Linked DNA regions of Homo sapiens: region 2 is linked to region 1. A link is a contact called in ENCODE Hi-C or POLR2A ChIA-PET data. All regions are on one chromosome and are shown on one strand. Each heading gives the region's core, a stretch centred on a gene start or an enhancer-like site at or near the end of the contact. The rest is flanking DNA. Distances are from core to core; before and after follow the strand shown. Region 1 overlaps PRUNE2 (prune homolog 2 with BCH domain). Region 2 has its middle 20 kb from the start of PRUNE2.

Region 1 (4,400 bases), core at 1,901-4,400:
ATACTAACAACTTGGTTTTAATAAGTTTTAAATTTTAGAAGACATGGACACCACTAGGAAAATTCAACTTGCCAAAATTGGCAGAAAAAGAAATAAAAAACTAGACTAGTTTTGTATCTATTTAAAAATGAATCCATAGTTAAGTCCATAATTCCAAATATTTAAGAAATGTTAATTTTACACAAATTATCCCAAAGAATAGAAAATGAGAGATTTCCCAAAAGTCTAAAGACAATGGAATTATATCTTCATTTTATGAATTTTATGAATCTAGCAAAACCTTAATACCAATTAAACTAATACTAGTTTTTAAAACTAGTCCCAAGTCAAATTCAACAATTTATAATAGGATATTGCATAGCCACCAAGTAGGGCTCCCCCAAGAATCAAAGTACAAATTAACATTCAAAAAGCAATCAGTTATAATTGATCATATTAATAAAGAGGAAAAATCCTATGATCACCTAGATAGACAGATATCAAGTAGTAAAACTACTTCAGAAAATCCCAAAGTTAATCATTATGTGAAATCTTAGTCAAGTAGAAATAGAAGACAACTTCCTTATTTGATGAATGGCATTTATAAAAACCAAATACAGGCCGGGCGTGGTGGCTCATGCCTGTAATCCCCGCACTTTGGGAGGCTGAGGTGGGCGGATCACGAAGTCAGGAGATCGAGACCATCCTGGCTAACACGGTGAAACCCCGTCTCTACTTAAAATACAAAAAGTTAGCCGGGCCTGGTGGCAGGCGCCTCTAGTCCCAGCTACTTGGGAGGCTGAGGCAGGAGAATGGGGTGAACCCGGGAGGCGGAGCTTGCAGTGAGCCGAGATTGCGCCACTGCACTCCAGCCTGGGCGACAGAGCAAGACTCCATAAAAAAAAATAAATAAATAAAAAATTTAAAAAAAAATACAGAAAGCAGACGTCACAGTTAATTGTGGAATACTGAAAGACTTCCACTTCAAATCAGGAATGAGACCAAGATGCCGGGTTTTTTTGTTTTTTTTTTTTTAAGATGGAGTCTTGCTTGGTCGCCCAGGCCGGAGTGCAGTGGCTGCAATCTTGGCTCACTGCAACTTCCGCCTCCCAAGTTCAAGCGATTCTCCTGCCTCAGCCTCCCGAGTAGCTAGGATTACAGGCATGTGCCACCACACCTGGCTAATTTTTGTATTTTTAGGAGAGACGGGGTTTCACCATGTTGGCCAGTCTGGTCTCAAACCCCTGACCTCAGGTGATCCGCCCACCTCAGCCTCCCAAGGTGCTGGGATAACAGGTGTGAGCCACCGTGCCCGGCCCCAAGATGCCTATTATTCTTATTCTTACTCAACACCACACTGAATCCTAACCAGAGTGCAATAAGGCAAGCAAAAGAAGTAGAAAGTATAAATAAAGGAAAATAAAGAATAAACACTGTCTTTCCTCATAGATGACACAATTATGTGTGCAAAAAAAGCTCAAAGAATCTACAAATGAACTCAGGATAGTCAGTAAATTTAGCAAGTTTGCTGCATTAAGGTCAATAATACAAAATTACCTGTATTTCCATAAATAATCACAATTAAAAATCAAAAATTTAGAAATGCAATAGAATCAAAATATTAAATACTTAATGTGCCCTGGCTTACAGTCAAACCAAGAATCCAGTTTCTTTGATTTGGGGATCTTATTTTTTAAAGACATAAAATGGAAAGGCAGTATTAAGAAATTAACCTAACAGATATTACATTAAACAGAGACCTATGGAATAATTTAGTGAAAACAGACATCTGATATTGGCTTATAGTTAAGTTTGATATGACTATTACAAAGGAGATGATATACTGATAAAAGTATGAAAACTAACTCAGAAAAATGCTCATGATACTCTGAGCTATTTTGACTGCACAAAAACAGCTACAGCCCAACTTTATCCCAGGAACTCATCTTTGGCAAATTTTTCTACCTTACATTAGAAACCCATTTAGTTACAAACTTATTTTTCTGTATCATGACTTACAGCAGCCAGAGACACCTCTCAGCAAATTGAAACCTATTTTTGTAGCAAGCACTGACCTAACTTACAGCAAATTTTGCAGAATGAAAGAAATACTGAAATCCATAAGGACGTACCCCAAAGTATCTTAGCTATTCATAGGCAGGGTAGAGGGAAGGAGCGATTAACAGCAAGCAACAAAGAAAGCAATTATGAGGAAATAGTAACAAACACTTCATTCCATTAGAAAAGAAAGCAAACACAATATTCTTTGCTCAAAAGAATGGAGAAGTGAAGGACCTCTTGCCAAAAGCAATTGCAGTGCATTAATATTAAATATGATCTAATGAAGTCAGAAATTGTTTGGGGAAAACATTCAACACAGTAAAGGCGTATTCTGCATGACAAATTCTTAACAGAAAAGAAGGGTCTTAAATCTTTTTTTCTTTTACATAGGATTGATTTTTTTCATATTGAAAAAAAAGTAAGGAATGAATAACAGAGAGAAAGAGGGAGGAGGAAAATGGAAGGAGGAAAAAGAAATACAACTTAGTTTACGTTTTTGTCTGAAGAGGTATAAAAAGAAGCCTCTTTTTATACTGCCTACTATTTTATTAACTGCCTACTATTTTCATAACTTTAAAATGTCTGAATTTAAGAATAAAGATTATCTTTGTGTGACAGAAGAAATAGTGAACACTCTGAGGTTGAGGAATCATTTTGGTTTTATAACTAGCAGAAACAATCACTTCTTCCCCCTACCCCTAGTATCTTCTTCCTAAGTGAAACAGCCCTCCGTCTTCGTAAGCAAAACAGGCAATGTAATTCCCTCTGGATTTTGTAACCATTTCAGGAGAGAGATGATTCACTCTTTGGGCAAGAGAGAGAGAGAGAAAAAAAATATCTGGCTCTGTTCCTTTCCTATTTGACCTCCTTAAAAGGATCTTTTTGAAGCTGTTAATCCAGGCTACTAAAATAGCAAGCAACTATTCTTTATTAAAGGTCAAATGAAACTACCAATAGGAAGGAGAGAGTTTGTTTAAATTTTAAAAACCTGGGATATTAGTTTTTCACTTAGTCCTAGGCTAAGAACAGTCGCTTTTCTTTCTCTCTTTGTCTTGTGGCTCCTGTCAAGGCCTTACACAAATAAAAGTGAAAGGCCATTTGGGTAAAGTGTGGTCTTGATCTAAGCATGCCTGGTAATCAGTGGCTGAAACCTCATTGCCAGCTGGTTCCCAGAAACACACACGCACACAAATACAAATGTGCACGCATACAATCCCCAATGTGATGATTCAGCAATTTAATGGATCTTAAATTTGGCAGTAGTCCTCTAGCACACATCTCTGGAGAAATAAACGAATACAGGTGAGGACTCTGGCGGGTCTGTAACTGTTCACTTTTGGCACAAACCCAGGGCATAACTAAGCACCAACTTTAGCCACCATGACTGTATGATGTGACTTTATGGAACATTCATGCCTTGGAAAATGAACACAAAAAAATCTTAGAATCAGATAGGGGGAGGGAGAAGCCCAAGAACAGGAGAAGGAGAAAAGAGAGAAGAGAAAGAAAGCAAAGAAACAAAGAAGAACCTCAGCAAAAATAGGTGGGCAAGGAAGGGGAGAAGCTAAAAGATTTTCTTTCCAAAACTCAGGGCCATTTATGATCTCATCTTTATGAGCACGTTCCCTTCTTACACAAATAATTAGAAAGTAATGCTACATAAGTACGTGCCTTTCCAAATGAAAGTGGATACTAATGATTTGTTTCCTGAAATTTCTAAGTTTGGGGGTATATCCTACTAAAAGGCAACAGCAAGACCTAGCTATTGTAAGAAGTATTAATTTTGAAAAGTGCAAATTATTTCTATTTTGTTAAATCCCCCACAAAGCCTGAACACATTTTGGTCATAGATGAGTCACCTGTTGACATTTATCCATGACTGTCCTGCTAGGGCCCAAAGCAGAGTGACGGGGGACATTATTAGAAAAACACAAGCACGTTATTTCTATGCTGGCAACATGACACATACCTCTAATTAGTATACAAATGATCTTTTTAACGACATCCGTAATAATCAAGTTCTACCTCAATGTTTGAATAAAATAATATACCATAATGCAAACATTGATATGTAGCTACAGCTGTGTATAAGACTAAAAAGATTCAAATATGATTGAATTTAAATATGTATTTTTTAGATTTAGAGAAAAACATCAGCATGCATAGAAAAGAAATTTGGAGCAGAAAATGAGGTTGCTAGACTAAAGGTAAAGCTGATTAAAAAAATGAAGTTATTGGCCGGGCACAGTGGCTCTCTGCTGTAATCCCAGAACTTTGGGAGGCCAAGGCGGGCGGATCACAAGGTGAAGCGATTGAGACCATCCTGGCCAACATGGTGAAACCCCGTCTCTACTAAAAAT
Region 2 (4,462 bases), core at 1,441-3,940, 90 kb after region 1:
ACTGGCTTCTTTCACTTAGCAATATGTATTTAAGGTTCCTGTATGTCTTTTCATGGCTTAATAGTTCATTTTTTTTATCGCTGAATAGTGGACTCGTATTTAAAATTCTTTGAATCTCTTTTTCTCATTTGTAGTAGGAGTAATAGTGCCACCTTCAAGGATTGTCATGAATGTTTGATGAGATAATATATATATATATAAAGTTTCCAGCACATAGCATGTAGTTAATAAACATCAGCTCCTTCCCTCAATAATTTGGATATGAACAATGTGGCAGGCTGAATAGTGACCCCCCAAAAGATGTCAACATATCAATCCCTGTGAATGTGTTTCTTGCATGGAAGATGGGAATCGCAGATGTGATTAAGTCAAGAATCATGAGAGGTGAGATTATCCTGTATTATCAGATGAACCCAGTGTAATCACAAGAGTCCTTATAAGACGGAGATGTGAAGGTTAGAGTCATAGAAGGTGATGTGATGACAGAAGCGGAAGTCAGAGCAATGTGGCCATGAGCAAGGAATGTGGGAAAGTCTTCTAATGCTGGGAAAGGCAGGGGATGGATGGATTCTCCCCTAGAGCCTCCAAAAGGAGCACACCTTGGCTGACACTTTGATTTTAGCCTTGTAAAACCTCCATCAGACTTCTGACCTCCAGAAATGAAAGATAACAAATGTGTATTGTTTTAAGCCACTGAGTTTGTTCCAATTTATTCCAGCAGCAATAGGAAGCAAATACAGGTGATTAACCTCAACATTCTCTTTCACTCCCTTCCAGTGTGTCTCCCCACATAGAGAGTCTAGAAATAAAAAAACTACATTTCCTGGAATCTCTTGCAGCTAGGGTTCTGATCACCTACTTATCCCCACTTGGATGCACTTGTGCAAGGTTTGGAAAGTGGAAGTGAGGCAGAGATAATTTTCCTGCTGCTTTTGGCTGAATTTCACTAGAAAATATGGTAGTGCAGATATATTTCTGCAGCAGCATTCCAGCAGGGTACTTGTAATTCCCAGCTTCATGGGAGTCAAGATGCATCTGTGAGGAAAAAATGGCAGATTCCTGATCCTATAGCAACTTTCTGACTCCCCACCTTCATGGAAGAGGTAGTTGTTCCCCTAGGTGGTAAGCTCTCAAGTGTCCTGGGAGTCTCCCAAAAACCATCTCTTCCACCAGCACTTCCATGCAGCTAATTCTTTGTATTAAACATTTCTGCTTAAAATAACTAGAGTTGCTTCCCTTTGCTGCAACTGAACCCTGACTGATACAGTCTCCATTTGCACACCACCCCAGGGGAGGCAGAAGATGTCAGCTGGGAAATCTGGATATTCTGAGATAGCATACATCAACTGGGAGGCGACTCTTAACAACTCCACTGCTGTGTCTCACAACACACCAGGGTTTCCTGTCAATCATTGTATTATATCCTCTACTCACTTTTCTTTAACCAGGCCCTCTCAGTTTTGAGTTTTCCTCTTAACTGGGTCAAAATGGGATTACAATTTTGGTGCATTCAGGAAGTAAGGATTGCTTTTTAAAAAAACTTAAAGATATTCTTAGCTCCTTGGGAGGCTGAGGTCAGAGAATTGCTTGAGCCCAGGATTTCGAGGCTGCAATGAACCATGATTACGCCACTGTACTCCAGCCTAGGCAACAGAGCAAGTCCCTGTCTCTGAAAGAAAAAATAAAATTGTAAAGACACAGTAGTGAGTTGACTCCAATCTCCCTCCCCTGCTGCAACACTCATTGCAATGGTTCCTATACCTACCACAATGTGCCACCCTTGAATGAAGTCTGCCTTGCCATTAAAAAAAAAAATAGAGACATTGTATAACATAATGTCTTTTAGCCTTATGAAAACAATTTTTTAAATTACCCACACTAAAGAAGAAATAGGTGATTGGCAGACTCCAGAAACAAAGGACATTTATTGCTGTTCTCATGAAGAAAGATGAATGTTTAAAAGGTTAGAAAAGGTCTTAGCAATTTATTTATATTGATTTGGATGAGTGATTCTGAAAGACAATGTTTTCTCTATGACTCTTCAACCATGTGAATGTTCCTTAAAATGCATGGCAACCACCCTGTCAACACAGTTTTCCAAATTTCCCAGAAATTATTTTAAAATTTTTAATATGCTTAATCCACATCTCACACTAAAAACAAACAACCTCCACCCTCCCCCCTCCCCGCAAAAAAAGGCTTGTTAGAATTTCCAATTATGCTACAGGAGAATAAGTGCTAGGGAAATCATGGCCACTGGAATTAATACATTTAGTTAAAGTGATTTGGGAACTCAGCTCCATAAAACTTAGGTTATCTTTGTAGAGCTCCATCCTGCTCTGAACTTTCTGTCTAGTGCTCGACTCCTTTGTTTTTTGTTTTGTTTTGTTTTGTTTGTTTTGTTTTTTGTTTTTGAGACAGAGTCTTGCTCTGTTGCCCAGGCTGGAGTGCAGTGGCACAATCTCGGCTCACTTCAACCTCTGCCTCCCGGGTTCAAGTGATCCTCCTGCCTCAGCCTCCCAAGTAGCTGGGATTACAGGTGCCCGCTATCATGCCCAGCTAATTTTTGTATTTTTTTAGTAAAGATGGGGTTTCACCATGTTGGCCAGGCTGGTCTCGAACTCCTGGCCTCAGGTGATGTGCCCATCTCAGCCTCCCAAAGTGCTGGGATTACAGGCGTGAGCCACCGTGCCCAGCACAGAACTTGGCAATATTTTTCTAAGCAGAGCCAGACAGGAAATGCTTTAGGCCCTTTCGGGACAGAGGATCTCTGTCACAACAATTCAGTTCTAGTTCTACCCTTGTATGACCAAAGCAGTGAAATCATCACAAGTGTATGTGGCTGTGCTCCAAGAAAACTTATGTGTGAATAGTGAAATTTGGATTTTGTACAGTTTTGCAAGTCACAAAATATTATTTTTCTTTTCACTTTTACTCAACCATTTAAAAATGTAAGCATCATTCTTAGTCACAGGCCACACAAAAACAGGCAGCAGTTGGATTTGGCTCACAGACCATAGTTTGCCAACCGCTGCTGTAAGCCTGGCCCTGTCCCTTCCAACTTACCCCAAAATTCTCATTCTGATAAAGATTGGTTTACAGAGCCAGGATGGAGATGTTGCCTCCTAAAGTTCAGTATTTCCTGGGAGAGGAGAAACAATTTTATTTTGTCTTTTTTACCTGGTGCTCAGCCCTTCCCAGTCTAGCTGCCACTTACCCTTCCCACTCCAATTCTTTGTCCTTCTACACCCAAACCAGCTTACAGATCTCACCTAACCTTTCTCTAGTCACATCAGATTACTTGCCTTTCCCTAGAAAAGTCAGACAGTTGTAAACTTCCACGATTTTGTTCACGCCCTCCAACTAGCACAGCCTCTCCCACGTCTCTACCTAGATTTTTGCTCATTCCTCAGCTCAGTGTCATTTTTTCTTTCCCCAGGAAAGTGAGGTGAGGGCAATGGACCGCACACAGGCAACATGCACAGAATCGAGTGAGTGAATGCGCAGACCTGGGCCTCCTGGCTGGGAGGAAAAGGGTTTTGGAGAGCCATGGGGTAGTATAGGGTACTCCATCCACCAAGCAATAATGACAAATTTGGAGGCTGAAGAGAGGGGACTGAAGACAAACAGCTTGCTTCTGAATGTTGCCAAAGGCTGCCCTGTCCAGAATGGCAGTCATTGGTCTCAGCAAGCACAGTGGTTCTCTGATGCTACTGGGGCAGCAGTCAACAGCTCAGGCTTTCCTTGGCACATCCACGACCATGTCACCACTGCAATGTCATGGGAAATCCTAACAGAGCTAGCCTTTAACATTTTTCATAAAAATCCCAATTTCTTTTCCTGTTTCTTTTTATTAATAGAAAGGTGAAATAAACCTTGAGCCCATAAAGAGTTTGCTGATAATTAAAGAAGCTCAAGAAGGTAAAAGAAATGGAAAGGTTGAATTTTAGGAAGGAGAGTGGAAGGGCGAATTGCAAATAAATGACAATGTTGTCATCTTTCTAAATTTTCTGAAGATGAAAAGCCACATGATTTAATCACAAAAAGAAATGAGTCATGGCTTTGCTATGACTTACGTCAACATAAGCCATCTTTATCTGACCACTTTGATAATTAAAAAGCAAAATTCTGTAATACTAAAGTTTTAAGTGGACAAGATAGTTTTCAATTCTAACCGTATACAAATGTCAACTTTTTACTTTTACCCATAGTTTGCTAATGTTTCCAAAACACGAAGACCAAACAGGGCCTAGACTTGTGAACGATGCTCCAATCCTGTTCTCTTTATTCTAATTTTACCCATATTCTCTTCACAAAATGCCTGCTGAGCTATACCAGCTCCTAGTTCCTTGCATTTTTCTCTTATGAATTCTTGGAGATTATGACAAGATAATGAGACAACTGCAGAAAGTTTTACATTCATTTTCTGCTTAGATAATATTGTAGCCTGTACTGATAAAAA

What was found. A loop is a pair of places that touch in the nucleus more often than their neighbours do. ChIA-PET counts read pairs that join two places held with the same protein, here RNA polymerase II (POLR2A). Pooled maps may share reads with other maps.
Region 2: a loop to region 1 is called in a map of ascending aorta, with 7 times the contacts of the local background. The contact joins two enhancer-like sites. A Hi-C loop is called at or near these places in 3 of 168 maps with a recorded cell type or tissue (ascending aorta, chondrocyte and endothelial cell of hepatic sinusoid) and 6 of 50 pooled maps. POLR2A ChIA-PET finds 5 or more read pairs at or near these places in 1 of 52 experiments (WTC11).

The regions. Positions count from the first base shown.
Region 1 is chr9:76,832,886-76,837,285 of GRCh38, forward strand. All of the region lies in intron 4 of PRUNE2 (prune homolog 2 with BCH domain), which reads right to left. Among named protein-coding and RNA genes, the nearest start is that of PCA3, 71 kb to the left of the region's middle. Within about 2 kb of position 3,151, at least 4 of the 41 ENCODE cell types and tissues checked have a DNase peak (open chromatin) inside an H3K27ac peak, as active enhancers do; they include ascending aorta, where a contact is called at or near this core.
Region 2 is chr9:76,923,666-76,928,127 of GRCh38, forward strand. No RefSeq gene overlaps it. Among named protein-coding and RNA genes, the nearest start is that of PRUNE2, 20 kb to the left of the region's middle. Within about 2 kb of position 2,691, at least 2 of the 41 ENCODE cell types and tissues checked have a DNase peak (open chromatin) inside an H3K27ac peak, as active enhancers do; they include ascending aorta, where a contact is called at or near this core.